Regions from separate parts of the Homo sapiens genome. Here region 1 is linked to region 2. A link is an interaction called in ENCODE POLR2A ChIA-PET data of the cell type or tissue named here. Cell type or tissue: MCF 10A. All regions are shown on one strand. Links, peaks and the distances in the headings refer to the core of each region. The heading gives the core; the rest is flanking DNA.

Region 1 (7,529 bases), core at 917-5,916, 150 kb before region 2:
GACATGTTTGGGTGTTACCACCAAGATCCTAGCTTGAGTTCAAGGAAGAAAATGCTGAGAGACGTGGAGTTTTAACTGTTGTCTAGGGCTGACTTGCCTTGACCAGGTGCTAGAAGAGTTTCTATTCTCCCTGCAGGCGTTTCAGCTTGGTGTTAGTGTTCAGCTTTGGCCCGCTCCAGAGACCTGAAGATAGACCAATGAGCGGAGAAGCGAAACAAACAAACAAACCAAAAAATGGAGCAGGCTCCTCTCCTTGAATGTTTTTCTGCCAGACTGCAGTTCACAGCTCACCCTACAGCTCTTTCAGAGGCCCCCATATCCACGGACTTCCCTGGAAGCCCCTCTTGCAGACAGCTGGAGCCAGACCGTGGATCCACACTTTCGGCCCATTTTCTCCTAGGAAACCTTACCTAGTAGTAGCAATATTGCCTTTTACTTACCATGTTTTGAGCTTGCTTCTTCGTTTTCCAAAACCAAACAAGATATGGATACACATAGATAGTAAAACTGCACAGGAGTGCAAGGGAATGTTTAACTAAAAAATCAGAATAGAGCCCTGGTTCAGTGACTCACACCTGTAATCCCAGCACTCTGGGAGGCTGAGACTGGAGGATCACTTGAGGCCAGGAGTTCAAGACCAGCCTGGGCAATATAGTGAGACCCTTTCTCTACAAAAATATAAATAAATTTTTTCTTTTTTTTTTTGAGACAGTCTTGCTCTGTCACCCAGGCTGGAGTGCAGTGGCATGATCTTGGCTCACTGCAACCTCTGCCTCACAGGTTCATGCAACTCTCCTGCCTCAGCCTCCCAAGTAGCTGGGACTACAGGCACCCACCACCACACCTGGATAATTTTTGTATTTTTTGTTTGTTTGTTTGTTTGTTTGAAACGGAGTTTCGCTCTTGTTGCCCAGGCTGGAGTGCAACGGCACGATCTCGGCTCACTGCAATCTCCGCCTCCCGGATTTACACGATTCTCGTGCCTCAGCCTCCCGAGTAGCTGGGATTATAGGCACCCACCATCATGCCCACTAATTTTTGTATGTTTAATAGAGACGAGGTTTCACAATGTTGGCCAGGCTGGTCTTCTACTCCTGACCTCAGGTGATCTGCCTGCCTTGGCCTCAAAAAGTGCTGGGACTACAGGCATGAGCCACCGCACCCCAGCCAATGAACTAATTTTTAAAATCTGAATAGAGGTTACCCTTGTAGGACTAGAAAGTGATGTTATCTTGGAGGGCCTATGGTAGAATTTTTAAGTGCTAGAAATATTTTTATTTTAATTTTTTTTTAATTTTTGTATGGAGATAGGGTCTTTGGGAGGCTGAGGCAGGAGAATCGCTTGAGCCCTGGAGGCAGAGGTTACAATGAAGGGAGACTGTGCCACTGCACTCCAGCCTGGGTGACAGAGCGAGACTCTGTCTCAAACAAAAAAAAAAAAAGAGAGAGAGAGAGAGACAGGGTTTCCTTATGTTGTCCAAGCTGTTCTTGAACTCCTGATCTCAAGCAGTCCTCCTGCCTCACCCTCCCCCAAATACTGGGATTACAGGCATGAGCCACTGCACCCCTTTTATTTCTTATTTATTTATTTTTATGCTTTAATTTATAGAGATGGGGTCTTGCTTTGTTGCCCAGGCTGGTCTTGACTTCCTGGCCTATCAATTCTTATATATTTATGATTCAATTCACAATAAAAACCTTTAAATCTAGGAAAAATTAGGGGATTTTAAGTGACAACTCAGAGATCAGATTTTTTTTTTTTTTTTTTTTTTTTTTGAGAATGAGTTTCACTCTTGTTGTCCAGGCTGGAGTGCAATGGCACTATCTTGGCTCACTGCAACCTCTGCCTCCTGGGTTCAAGCAATTCTCCTGCCTCAGCCTCCTGAGTAGCTGGGATTACAGGCACCCACCACCACGCCCAGCTAATTTTTGAATTTTTAGTAGAGACAGGGTTTCACCATGTTGGCCAGGCTGGTCTTGAATTCCTGACCTCAGGTGATCCGCCTGCCACGGCCTCCCAAAGTACTGGGATTACAGGTGTGAGCCACCATGCCCAGCCAGATATTTGATTTATAGGTTTATTTCTCCTATCACTCTGTTTAATGCTGGTAGCTACCCGTCCCCCATCACTCACACCCATCCCAGGCCCTTTCAATTCCTCTTACTCTGCTCTATTTTTTTTTTAATAGTTCTTATTAGCTTCTTCTATCCTCTAGAATAGTGGATCTCAACATTTTTGGTTCAAAAATTTTGATGTTAAATATTATTGAAGACTTCAAATAACTTGTTATAATGGGTTATATCTGTTGATATTTACCATATTTGAAATTAAAACAGAGAAAATTTCAAAAAACAGAATGACAAGCACACGTTCTTTTTTTTTTTTTTTTTTTTTTTTTTTTTGAGCCAGCATCTCACTCTGTTGCCCAGGTTGGAGTGCACTGGGGCGATCTGAGCTTACTGCAACCTCTGCCCGCTGGGTTCAAACAATTCCCCTGCCTCAGCCTCTGGAGTAGCTGGGACTACAGGCCCACGCCACCATGCCTGGCTAATTTTTGTAATTTTAGTAGAGACGGGGTTTCACCATGTTGGCCATGCTGGTCTCGAACTCCTGACCTCAGGTGATCTGCCTGCCTTGGCCTCCCAAAGTGCTGGAATTACAGGTGTGAGCCCCCGCACCTGGCCAGGCACACGTTCTATAAGCTGCTGAACATCATGTCACCTCTGGAAAGCTTCATTGTGCACTCAGGAGAGAATTAGAGTGAAAAAGGTAAATAACAATCGGCTTTTTTTCTTTTTACCTTGAGGATCCCCTGAAAGGGTCTTAGGGATCCCCAGGGACACCCAGATAACACTGAGAAACATTGTTTAGGACAATACCCAGCACATAGTGGGCACTGCTCAACACACACATACTTAGTGTCTGTTACACTGAAAGCCTTTTGCTAGGTGCTATTGGCGATACAAAAATAGGACAGAGTCAATCCCTCCTCTTGACTCACATGCCTCAGATTTCCTCACTGGGATTCTGGTAGTAGAATATTTGTATTCAACCCAATTCTCTGTTTCTAGAGAAGCCCTTTCAGGGTAGCAGTCCTGGTGTTAGTCCAAGAAGAGTCTATAGCCAGCCCACGCTGTCAACCAGTCTGGAGGCTGATAACGTACTCGGGCATTCCTTTCAAGACTAGTCGCTGTCTTGGAAATGGTGAAAGATGAACACGTATGGCTCCCATCTGAGCAGAGCCAAAGAAAGCAGTGGATGGAAGAGAGATGACCTCCCCAGAATGTGTCCTTGGGTAGGTCACTTTCCCAATCAGTTTCCTCCTCTGCTAATTGGGGTCGCACAAGTAGAGTCTAGTCCACAAGTGACAGCTGAGAGTGTTTCCACTGTTACCATTCTACAGTTCTATTAATGTCTGTGCAACTTATCTGGAGTCTAAGCGCTTAGTCATGAGTCTTCCATCTGATTAGTGTATGAACCCAGCTGAGCCACCTGTGGAAATGAGCCTGTTTCAGAGACATTTGATCTCCTTCCCAGAAAGCCCCAGGGCCACCGGAGACATTCCAGGTAGTGAGGCAATAAAAAAAAAAAAAAAAAAAAAAAGTAAAAAAACTCATCACCTGATGTAAAAAAGAAAACTAAGCCCACCTTCCATTTCATCTGGAATCCAATCTTGGCTAAGCCAAATGATGAAGTCATAGACGGACTCCAGCGAGAAGAGCTGATCTGATTCATTCCCATTTGTTTGGTTTATTCATTCATTCAACAAATATCTTTTTATTATTATTATTTTTTAGACGGAGTCTCCCTCTGTTGCCCAGGCTGGAGTGCAGTGGTATGATCTCAGCTCAGTGAAACCTCCGCCTCCTGTGTTCAAGCGATTCTCCTGCCTCAGCCTCCCAAGTAGCTGGGATTATAGGCACATGCCACCAGTCCTGGCTAATTTTTGTATTTTTAGTAGAGACAGGGTTTCCCCATGTTGACCGTGCTGGTCTCGAACTCCTGACCTCAGGTGATCCACCTCCCTTGGCCTCCCAAAGGGCTGGGATTACAGGCGTGAGCCACCGTGCCCCACCTTCAACCAATATTCTTGAGCAATCATCATTTGTTCTTTGCTGTGTAAGATCCTGAGAATATCATTTTGACTAAAAAGAGATCTCAGGCCCGGGCATGGTGGCTCACGCCTGTAATCCCAGCACTTTGGGAGGCCGAGGCGGGCGGATCACGAGGTCAGGAGATCGAGACCATCCTGGCTAACACGGTGAAACCCTGTCTCTACTAAAAATACAAAAAAAATTAGCCGGGTGTGGTGGCAGGCACCCGTACTCCCAGCTACTAGGGAGGCTGAGGCAGGAGAACGTCGTGAACCCAGGAGGTGGAGCTTGCAGTGAGCAGAGATCGTGCCATGCATTCCAGCCTGGGCGACGGAGCAAGACTCCGTCTCAAAACAACAACAACAACAAACAACAAGAACAACAAAGAGATCTCTACAAGCGAGTACTCATTTAGTTTTTCAAAATAATTAATTGCCAACATTGAAATATCTGGAGATTTCTCATAAAAATTCAAATTTCCAGCATTACATGAAAATTGGTTTGCTACTGCCCCTAGTTGCCTCCACTTGCCACAATCAGGCACTTACCCTGCCTGGCCCTTGTAGGTATCTGAGTTTGCCGCCCTTGATGTTCACTTGGAAGGGAGGCTAGACATGTTAATAAGTAAGGATGTGGCTGGTGCGGTGGCTCATGCCTGTAATCCCAGCACTTTGGGAGGCCAAGGAGGGCATATCACCTGAGGTCAGAAGTTCAAGACCAGCCTAGCCAACATCAACATGGTGAAACCCCCTGTCTACTGAAAATACAAATATTAGCTGGACATGGTGGCAGGTTCCTGTAATCCCAGCTACTCTAGAGGCTGAGGCAGGGAGAATCGCTTGAACCCAGGAGGTGGAGGTTGCAGTGGGCCAAGATTGCACCATTGCACTCCAGCTTAGGCGACAGAGCAAGACTCCGTCTCAAAAAAAAAAAAAAAGTACGGATGTGTTCAGTGCTTCACTGGAACTGTTGCAAAGTGCTAAGGAGGCATGAGGAGGGTGGGGATAGCGGGCATCAGGAAAGATTTCACAGAGTAAGGTGATGTATCACATGGGCCTTGAAGGAGTCCTTCACTCTGTGTTTCTTGACACACTTACTGTGTGTTCCAAACATTCCATTCCTAAAGTGGGGGTGGTGGGATGGGGATGGAGAGAATGAGGGAGAGAGATTCCAGCCTCCACAGAGCCCCCAGTCTGGGAGGGAGGCAGAGAGCAAAAATAGAATGTAGAATTCCAGTGCAATGCCTGTAAGGCATGCTACAGTGCCAAAGTAGGGTCTTTTTAAAAAATTATTATTTTATTTTATTATTTATTTATTTATTTGAGACAGAGTTTCACTCTTGTTGCCCAGGCTGGAGTGCAATGGCGTGATCTCGGCTCACTGTAACCTCCGCCTCCCAGGTTCAAGTGATTCTCCTGCCTCAACCTCCCGAGTAGCTGGGATTACAGGCATGTGCCACCATGCCCGGTTAATTTTGTATTTTTAGTAGAGATGGGGTCTCTCCATGTTGGTCAGGCTGGTTTCGAATTCCCGACCTCAGGTGATTCGAAGGAGGCTCCCTGCCTCGGCCTCCCAAAGTGCTGAGATTACAGGTGTGAGCCACCGCGCCTGGTCTATTTTTTTTTTTTTTTTTTTTGAGACGGAGTCTCACTCTGTCACCCAGGCTGGAGTACAGTGGTGCAATCCTGACTCACTGCAACCTCCATCTCCCGGATTCAAGTGATTCTCCTGCTTCGGGACTGAGTAGCTGGGATTATAGGTGTGGGCCACCACACCCAGCTAATTTTTGTATTTTTATTAGAAATGGGGTTTCACCATGTTGGCTAGACTGGTCTTGAACTTCTGACCTCAAATGATCTGCCCACCTTGGCCTCCCAAAGTTCTGAGATTACAGATGTGAACCATCGCGCCCAGCCAATTATTTTATTTTTATTTTTGTTTTTATTTTTTGAGACAGGGTCTCGCTTTGTCACCCAGGCTGGAGTGCAGTGGTGCGAACATGGCTCAGTGCAGCCTCGACCTTCCTGGGCTCAAGCAATCCTCCCTCCTTAGCCTCCTGAGTGGCTGCGACTACAGGCACACACCACCATGCTTGGCTATTTTGTATTTTTTGTAGAGATGGGGTTTCACTATGTTGCCCAGGCTGGTCTCGAATTCCTGGGTAAGCGAATCCTCTGCTTCAGCCTTCCAAAGTGCTGAGATTCCAGGCATGAACCATCACGCCTGGCTCATCTAACATTTTTGTTGCTCATTTTTTCTCTCTCCTCACCAGAATATACATTTTAGGAGACTAGGGTTCTGGTCTGTCATCTTCATGGGTCACATTCCCAGTCCCTGGAACATTTCTGCCAATCAGGATCCACTCAGCATTTGTTGAATGTGAATGAACTATGCATGAAGCATGCTGATGGATACGAAGGGACAGTTGAGAAATTCTAAATTACAGGCTGGAAAGAAAGGGCTCCTGAGACATCCAAGGTGGAGACTGGCTGACCCCAGCTGTAATGGCCACAAAGTCAAGATGTTGACAAGAAGCCAGAAGCCTCTCCATAAGCATGTGGGGAGCCAGCACTGGGTGTCAGAGGTTCAGTGGCCAGAGATATCAATGTTATTGTTTAAGAGTAACTGGCACTCACATTGTCTGTTTTGTGCTGTAAGGCTGAGTAGGCAGAAGAAGAATTGCTCGGCCGGGCGCGGTGGCTCACGCCTGTAATCCCAGCACTTTGGGAGGCCGAGGCGGGTGGATCATGAGGTCAGGAGATCGAGACCATCCTGGCTAACAAGGTGAAACCCCGTCTCTACTAAAAATACAAAAAATTAGCCGGGCGCGGTGGCGGGCGCCTGTAGTCCCAGCTACTGGGGAGGCTGAGGCAGGAGAATGGCGTGAACCCGGGAAGCGGAGCTTGCAGTGAGCCGAGATTGTGCCACTGCAGTCCGCAGTCCGGCCTGGGCGACAGAGCGAGACTCCGTCTCAAAAAAAAAAAAAAAGAAGAATTGCTCAACAGAGTCAACATACAACCTACAGATTGAGAGAAAATTTTTGCAATCTATCCATCTGACAAAGGTCTGGTATGCAGCATCTATAAAGTACTTAAACAAATTTACAAGAAAAAAACAACCCCATTAAAAAATAGGCAAAGGGATATAAACAGACACTTTTCAAAAGAAGACATACTTGGGCCAGAAGCAGTGGCTCAAACCTGTACTCCCAGCCCTTTGGGAGGCCAAGGGGGCAGATTGCTTGAGGCTAGGAGTTTGAGACCAGCCTGGCCAACATGGTGAAACCCCATCTCTACTAAAAATACTAAAATTAGCCAGGCGTGGTGACGAGCGCCTGTAATCCCAGCTACTTGGGAGGCTGAGACAGGAGAATCACTTGAACCTGGAAGGCAGAGATTGCAGTGAGCTGAGACTGGGCCACTGCACTCCAGCCT
Region 2 (7,529 bases), core at 1,816-6,815:
ATTGTTTAGGAATATAAAAGAGTAATATTTCAGGAGCTTTTGCTGGTTTTGCCTTACTAAGTGGCACCATTTTGACATATATCATCTATCTATTTTACCTGCTTTTTAGATTTTTTTTCTCTTCATCTTTCTTGTTTCCTATGTTGGCTGCCTCTAACATAATATTCCTTTTTCCTCTGGTACTTATTCCCCACTGCTTCCCAGTTCCTTTTCTTAATTTGCTTTGTAAATTTTTGGTGGACAATTAGCCAGATAACCAGGACAGAAATATTCCTAAAATAAAAATAAATAGATTCAGAGAGAAGGTCTGATGGAGTTTTCCTGCCGATGAAAATTTTGGAATGAATGTTTTGGAATTCTGGATACCTAGAGGGCCTTTTTGCTTCCTGGTTATTACCGTGTTCTAGGACAGCTCTGTCTAATAGACCTTTCTGTGATGATAGAAATGTTTTATGTCTGCCCTATCCATTATGATAGCCACTATCCTCACGTGGCTCTTGAGCACTTGACATGTGGCTAGTATTAAGTAACTGAAATTTTAATTTTAATTAAGTTAAATTCACATAACCACATATGACAGCTGGCTGCGTGTTAGACGACGTAGTTCTAGACTCTAGTTAACTAACTTATATACAGCAAGCTTGATTAGAGGAGAGCTTGAACTGGGATGCTATTATTGTGCTGAGAAGAATAAATTTATAGTTTTGGAAGGGAGACAATTTGGAATGTAGATTATCAGATTAGCTTAAAGTAAATGATTAAATTGGAACTGCCTTTTCATATTGACGTTATGATTATTTCACAGTGTAGCATTTTAAAGCCATTGTTACCAGCATTTATTTGTGGTTTGTATCTGTGGCAAAGCTGTGAGTCCTTTTGGTAACTAGGGTGAAATTAGTAGCACTCTAACTTTATTTATAGGACTTGGTTAGACAGTTGCCTGAGTGCCAGAAACTCCTGCAAATAACTTTGACCTTCCCTAACAAAAAGTCAAAGGATAAAGCGTTTCATAGTAGAAGATTTCAGTTGTATCTGACATACACAAAACATTACTTTCTAATGGAGAAATCTGTAACCAAAAAAAGCATAAATAATTAAAGATTTTGGTAACTGCTAGGAAGAACATAAACAGGGCACAGTAACAGAGAGTACGGGCTTGTGGGGAAAGACCTCCAACTAGATAGAGGAGTCTGGAGAGTTTTATTTGAGGAAGTGATATTTAAGCTGAGTTCTAAAAGATAAGAAGGAGCCTGGCTTGCAAAGAATGAAGGTGGAACGAGGAGGGATTTCAGAAAGAGGGAATTAAGGGGTATGGGGGAGAGGAATTGACACAAAATCAGTGTCTTTAGAATAGTGATTGAGAGGAGATATGGTATGAAGTGAGGTTGGAGAAGTGGGCACATAGCAGGTCATATAGGACCTTAAAGACCATCATAAGGAGTTTGGAAAGAAAAATGTAATGTGATGCCGTGGAAGTAGGAGAGTGATAAGATCTGGTGTTTGTTTTACAGAGTTTCTCTGGCTGCTGTGTGATGGTGTTTTGGAAGGGAGCAACAATGGAAATGGGGAAACTAGTGTGATATTCAGGAAAGAGATGATGGTGGCTTGGGTTAAGGTGGTTTAAGGCAGTGGAGGTCAAGTGAAGTCACACACACAGAAGTTGCTGTAGGTTGGATGTGAGGGATGAGGGGTGAAGGAAGGGTTTCTGGCTTTCATAATTGTCAGGTAGTACCAGGGGACTTCAAGGGTGGTGATGGTGGAGAATTAAGGACCCAATTTTGGGCATGTTGAGTTTGACATGCTTGTGTGACAGCTAAGTAGTCATATTGGAGCATGGGGAGAGGTCTCTGCTAGGGGTGTAACTTGGTAGTTATTAACATGTTGATGGTATTTGAAGTGATGGGAATGGATGAGACAACTTAGAGAAGATGACTCAGGATTGAACCCCAAGGAACACTTGCCTTTTAGAGGTCTGTCGAGGGAGAAGCCATAAAAAGATACTGAAACAGTAACCAGTGATGCATGAAAAAACAAAAAAAATGGCATTGTAGTATCTCAGAAGCCAGAAGAAGAGAATGTTTTAAGAAGATTGTCAGCTTTGTTGAATCCTGCTAAGAGGTCAGATAAATGTGGAAGTAGTAGACCTTGATAAGTTGATTTAATGGAGTGGAGGGCTTGGAAACTTTGTTTTGAGTAGATTGAAGAAAATGAGAAGTGAAGAAATTGAGACAGATATAGACAACAACTTTTTCAAGATAATTTACCCTGAAGTGGTGAGCAGGGAAATAGCAGGTAGCTGGAGGGAGATGAGGGGTCAAAGGAGAACTTTAAAAAAATTAGGGTTCATTTAATCATTTACTTATTATAGAACATTAGATTTAGTGGTAAGAAGATACTGTCTGAATGCTTCTCATTTAAAATGACATAGAAAATTAGCTAAGAGGTTGTGTGTAGTGGCTCATGGCTGTAATCCCTGCATTTTGGGAGGCTGGGGCAGGAAGATTGCTTGAACCCAGGAATTCAAGACTAGTCTGGGCAACATAGTGAGACCCGCCCCTTCTCTAAATTTTTTTTTTTTTTTTTTAATTAGCTGGGCGTGGTGGCATGTGCATGTAGTTCCAGCCACTTGGGAGGCTGAGGTGGGAGAATAGTTTGAGCCCGGGAGGTCAAGGCTGCAGTGAGCCATGATCGCACCACTGCACTCCAGCCTGGGCGACAGAGTGAGATCCTGTCTCAAAACAAACAGACAAAAAGTAAAATAAGAAAATTAGCTGAGAGTAGGTAGTGAAGAGTGAATGAGGGAGGTTTGAGGAGAAGCAAGAAATAGTCATTTTGGGGAGTAGGAAAGCTTTCAAGGGCAGCTTTGGTGGATTGCTTGGCATCGTTGAGTGTCCATTTGAGGTTTGTGATCATGAATATATAGTGAAGTCAGTCAGCTTGGTTATGTGATTTTTCTTCAGCAACATTCAGCTGATTGGGCATAGGCACTAGAAAAGGCAGACAATTGGATTTAACCAGGATTGGAGTTGTGTCAGGTGGCAGTGATGGAGAGGACAAATGATTGAGGGTATTTGCAAGGGAGAGATTGTAATTATGGAACACGGCATCAAAATTGGACAAAGAGGGTGCAGAACCGGAGTGGGTAGATAATGGAAAAGTGGTTGGGATGGGAGGACTTCATGACGTCAAAAATTGTAGGGAGGGGATACCAGAGAAAGCTAGTTAGAAGTAAGGGAAGTTCTTTGAGAGTATAATTGAAACGTAATAAGGAAAGATGGGTCTTTTAAGATGATGCAGCTTTTCTTCTCTTTTTTTTTTGAGACAGAGTCTCACTCTGTCGCCCAGGCTGGAGTGCAGTGGTGCATTCTCAGCTGACTGCAACCTCTGCCTCTAGGGTTCAAGCGATTCTCCTGCCTCAGCCTCCTGAGTAGCTGAGACTACAGATGCACCACCACACCTGGCTAATTTTTGTATTTTCAGCAGAGATGGGGTTTCACCATGTTGGCCAGGCTGGTCTTGAACTCCTGAACTCAAGTGATCCGCCTGCCTCAGCCTCCCAAATTGCTGGGATTATAGGTGTGAGTCACCGCGCCCAGCCAAGATAATGCAGTCTTCTGTTTTAGGGGTGGTAGCTCTGGGTTTCCTAATAACTGGGAGTAAGAGCTCTAACAAATCACTTAATTGCCTTTCCCAAGAGGCTAGCTTTGAGATGGACCGCTTTCTCCATGTATATATACATCTAGAGCTTAGTTTAGACATCATAGAAGGTAACCACCATTCACAGAAGTTTCTGGGTCTATTCTCTGAATGACATCAGTAGTAGCAGTGTTTTGGCCAGTGCACAAGTACAGTATGTGTACACCAACTCCCAAACCCTATCTCTGTCGTTTGTTGTTGTTTTTTACTTTTTTCTTGAGATGAGAGTTTTACTATGTTGCCCAGGCTGGTCTCAAACTCCTGAGCTCAAGCAAACCCTCCTGCCTCAGCCTCCTGAGAAGCTAGGATTACAGGCTCACATCACCACACCTGGCTTCATTTGTTATTTAAAGTCTTGGTAATGGGCAGAGGTAGAGTGCAGGGTTATTTATATCCAGGGTAAGTTTTTCAGTGATTTTTTTTCCAGTCTTGATTCAGTTTTGTCAGTGAATAGGTATGATTTAGTGGAAATGATCTTGGAGTCTTAAAAACGAACGTTGAACTTTTGGCTCTTTATTCACTAGCTGTGAGACCATGAGTATATTATGTAACCACTTTGGGCCTCAATTTCCTTTGATCTGTGAAAAAGATAACAGGGCCTGTCTTACAGAGATATTGTGAAGATGCAATGAGATAATGCATGCAAAGTTGTGGCACATAATATGCTCTGAGTAAATAGTAGCGGTTGGTGGTGTTACATTGAAACCAGCAAGTGGGAGAGGAATGTTCACTGTTTTGTCTTCCAGGGTGGTTTACATCCCCTAACTGGAAAGTGGCAGCCATATCTACGCCTTCTCCCATGAGTCGCTACTGCTGCATGTGGCCAGTGCCTCTGTCTAGACCAGCTTCTCAGATTTCGGTGTGCCTGAGAGTTACCTGGGGCTTTTGTTATCATATGATTTTGATTTTGTAAGTCTAGGGTGGGGCCTGAGATTCTTCAAATCTAAGGAGTTTCCAGTTGATGCTCATTCTGCTGTTGCTGGTCCATGTGTCACATTTGAGTAGCAGAATTCTGTTAGAGATTGCCCTGTGGGAATCCCTGCTATTTTAAGCTGAGAGGAAGTGAGGGAAAAAGAGCCTCATTCTTTCGACTTTTTTTTTTTTTTTTAAGTCAGCTTCATAGACAATACTCATACATCTCATTTCTCTACCTCAGTGTTGTTTTGGTGAGTCTGTATTGTCTCTACCAGTCCAGGAAGTGATAGGAATATAAACTATGTATAGAGGGTTGCCTCAGATTTCTTCTGAAGAATTTTTAGTGCCTGATTTCTCAGGTACATTTTTGAGAAATTGTGCTGGCTCCCCCGGTATACCTACTTCCCCCCGCTATCCTCTTACAACCACAGAGAAACTCGTATAAAACAAGTAGCCTGCCAGCCTGGCCAACATGGTGAAACCTTGTCTCTACTAAAAATACAAAAATAGCTGGGTGTGGTGGCAGGCGCCTGTAATCCCAGCCACTTGGGAGGTTGAGACAGGAGAATCACTTGAACCCGGGAGGCGGAGGTTGCAGTGAGCCGAGATCATGCCACTGCACTCCAACCTGGGCCACAGAGTGAGACTCCATCTCAAAAACAAACAAAACAAGTAGCCTCTTGAATTATTGGAGTCAGAGGCAGAGCATCTAAAATGTGGCTCCAGACCCTTTCTGCCCACCAGACTCACATTGCAAAATCCAGCATTTTTGAGATGTAGGAATTCAGGAAGCAAGGTTAGAATTATTGGCAATACCCATATTGCTGTCCCAGATTATCTGATTTTTCTTTCTCAGAAGCAAGCATGCCAGAAACTTCTTCTGTGGGCCCTCCTCAGAAGACTTTCTTTAGTGCTCAAATGGACACATTCTCTCCTCTGAACTAACAGATAGGGTGATAAGCTATCAGTCACAAAGTCTGATAACATGCTCTCCTGATAGAATGAAGTATGTGTGCATCTTAATCTCTGTGTATAAGACTGTGATTCTTTTTAGAGTCTCTTTATAGTGTGGAGTTTTTACACCTTTTTGTCTCTTAATGTGAATTGTATATAGCTATAAAGCATAGCTTTCCTTATTTGACTTTGATAATTGGAAATAAATTTTTTTCTTCTCCTACCACTTTGTTCCCCCTTTTTTCTTTCTTTCTTTTTTTTTTTTTGTTTTGTTTTAAAGGTAGAAAAATGTGAACATGCAGGAGCATGAATAAAAAAGATAACTTAGCTTCCCTGTGGGTTTTTGGTTTTTGTATGTTTTCATAAAGGTAACATACAGAAGAGTTTTATTTCTGACCAGACTGACCACCTAATTTTAAAGATTATGATCAGAAAAGAAATAGATGCATTTATAATAGGAATTTACAAGCCCTTCCTGTGGTTCCAAAGAAGTTTATGGTGGTTCCACCCATGGGAGTTTCAGAGGTAGTTTGCAGAGTTTTTGTGACATATTTAAACTTTTCTTTATTTTGAGGGTTTCTTTTCTTGGTATTTTTCTCCTGCTTTGCTGCAGGGTATGTCTTTTATATTTTATTTTATTTTATTTTTTATGTTTGTTATGTTATGTTATGTTATGTTATGTTATGTTATGTTATGTTATGTTATGTTATTTTTGAGACAGAATTTTGCTCTTGTTGCTCAGGCTGGAGTGCAATGGCTAGACCTCGGCTCACCGCAACCTCTGCCTCCTGGGTTCAAGCAATTCTCCTGCCTCAGCCTCCTGAGTAGCTGGGATTACAGGCATGCGCCACCATGCCCAGCTAATTTTTGTATTTTTAGTAGAGACAAGGTTTCTCATGTTGGTCAGGCTGGTCTTGACCTCAGGTGATCTGCCCGCCTCGGCCTCCCAAAGTGCTGGGATGACAGGCATGAGCCACCACGCCCAACCTTTTATCTTTATCCTATCCTAAACTTGATTAAAAGATAACACTATAAAATTACAGTATGAAGATCCAGAATTTCATTGTATTTATTTTATTGATACTTGGTTAAGAATGAATGACTGCCAGTGGTCATGGTGGCTCATGCTTGTAATCCCACACTTTGGGAGGCCCAGGCAGGTGGATCGCTTGAGGTCAGGAGTTCAAGACCAACCTGGGCAACATAGTGAAACCCCGTTTCTACCAAAAATACAAAAAAATTAGCCAGGCGTGGTGGCGTGTGCCTGTGGTCCCAGCTACTCTGGAGGCTGAGGTGAGAGGATCGCTTGAGCCTGGGAGGCAGAGGTTGCGATGAGTCGAGATCACGCCACTGCACTGCAGCCTGGGCTACAGAGTGAGACCCTGTCTCAGAAAAAAAAAAAAAAAAAAAAAAGGATTGTGGGAGAAGATGGCGGCCGCTGCACAATCCCGGGTTGTCTGGGCCCTGCCAATGTCACATTCTGCCATTACTGCAATAGCCACATCCGTGTGTCACAGCCCACTCCATTGCCAGCTTCATCATGCCCTCATACCTCATGGGAAAGGTGAATGTTCCTCAAGTCAGTGGGATTGTGGCCACTGGGTTTGGAGCAACAGGATTCCTGGGCCGATGTGTTGTCAACCACCTTGGACGCGTGGGGTCACAGGTGATCATACCCTATCGGTGTGATACATGTGACATCATGCACCTTCGTCCCATGGGAGACCTGGGCTAGCTTCTGTTTCTGGAATGGGACGCGAGAGATAAAGATTCTATCTGACGAGTAGTGGAACACAGCAATGTGGTCATAAATCTTGTTGGACGAGACTGGGAAACCAAAAACTTTGATTTTGAGGATGTTTTTGTGAAGATTCCCCAAGCAATTGCTCAGGTGTCCAAGGAAGCTGAAGTTGGAAAATTCATTCATGTTGCACATCTGAATGTGAATATTAAAAGCTCTTCTA

What was found. ChIA-PET counts read pairs that join two places held together with the same protein. Peaks named below come from ENCODE experiments on the same cell type or tissue, not always from the same donor. Only the 100,000 strongest peaks of a DNase experiment are listed, where the experiment ranks them.
Region 1: POLR2A ChIA-PET joins it to region 2 with 5 read pairs; 2 of 35 experiments call an interaction of 5 or more read pairs at or near these places.

The regions. Positions count from the first base shown.
Region 1 is chr22:36,045,232-36,052,760 of GRCh38, reverse strand. No RefSeq gene overlaps it. Among named protein-coding and RNA genes, the nearest start is that of RBFOX2, 20 kb to the right of the region's middle. RefSeq lists an enhancer at 1-735. In MCF 10A, for the core only: no CTCF peak of the experiment used is centred there; no DNase peak of the experiment used is centred there.
Region 2 is chr22:35,897,869-35,905,397 of GRCh38, reverse strand. The region is part of intron 2 of RBFOX2 (RNA binding fox-1 homolog 2); the gene reads left to right. It also overlaps the pseudogene NDUFA9P1. Among named protein-coding and RNA genes, the nearest start is that of RBFOX2, 130 kb to the left of the region's middle. In MCF 10A, for the core only: no CTCF peak of the experiment used is centred there; a DNase peak (open chromatin) is centred at 4,537.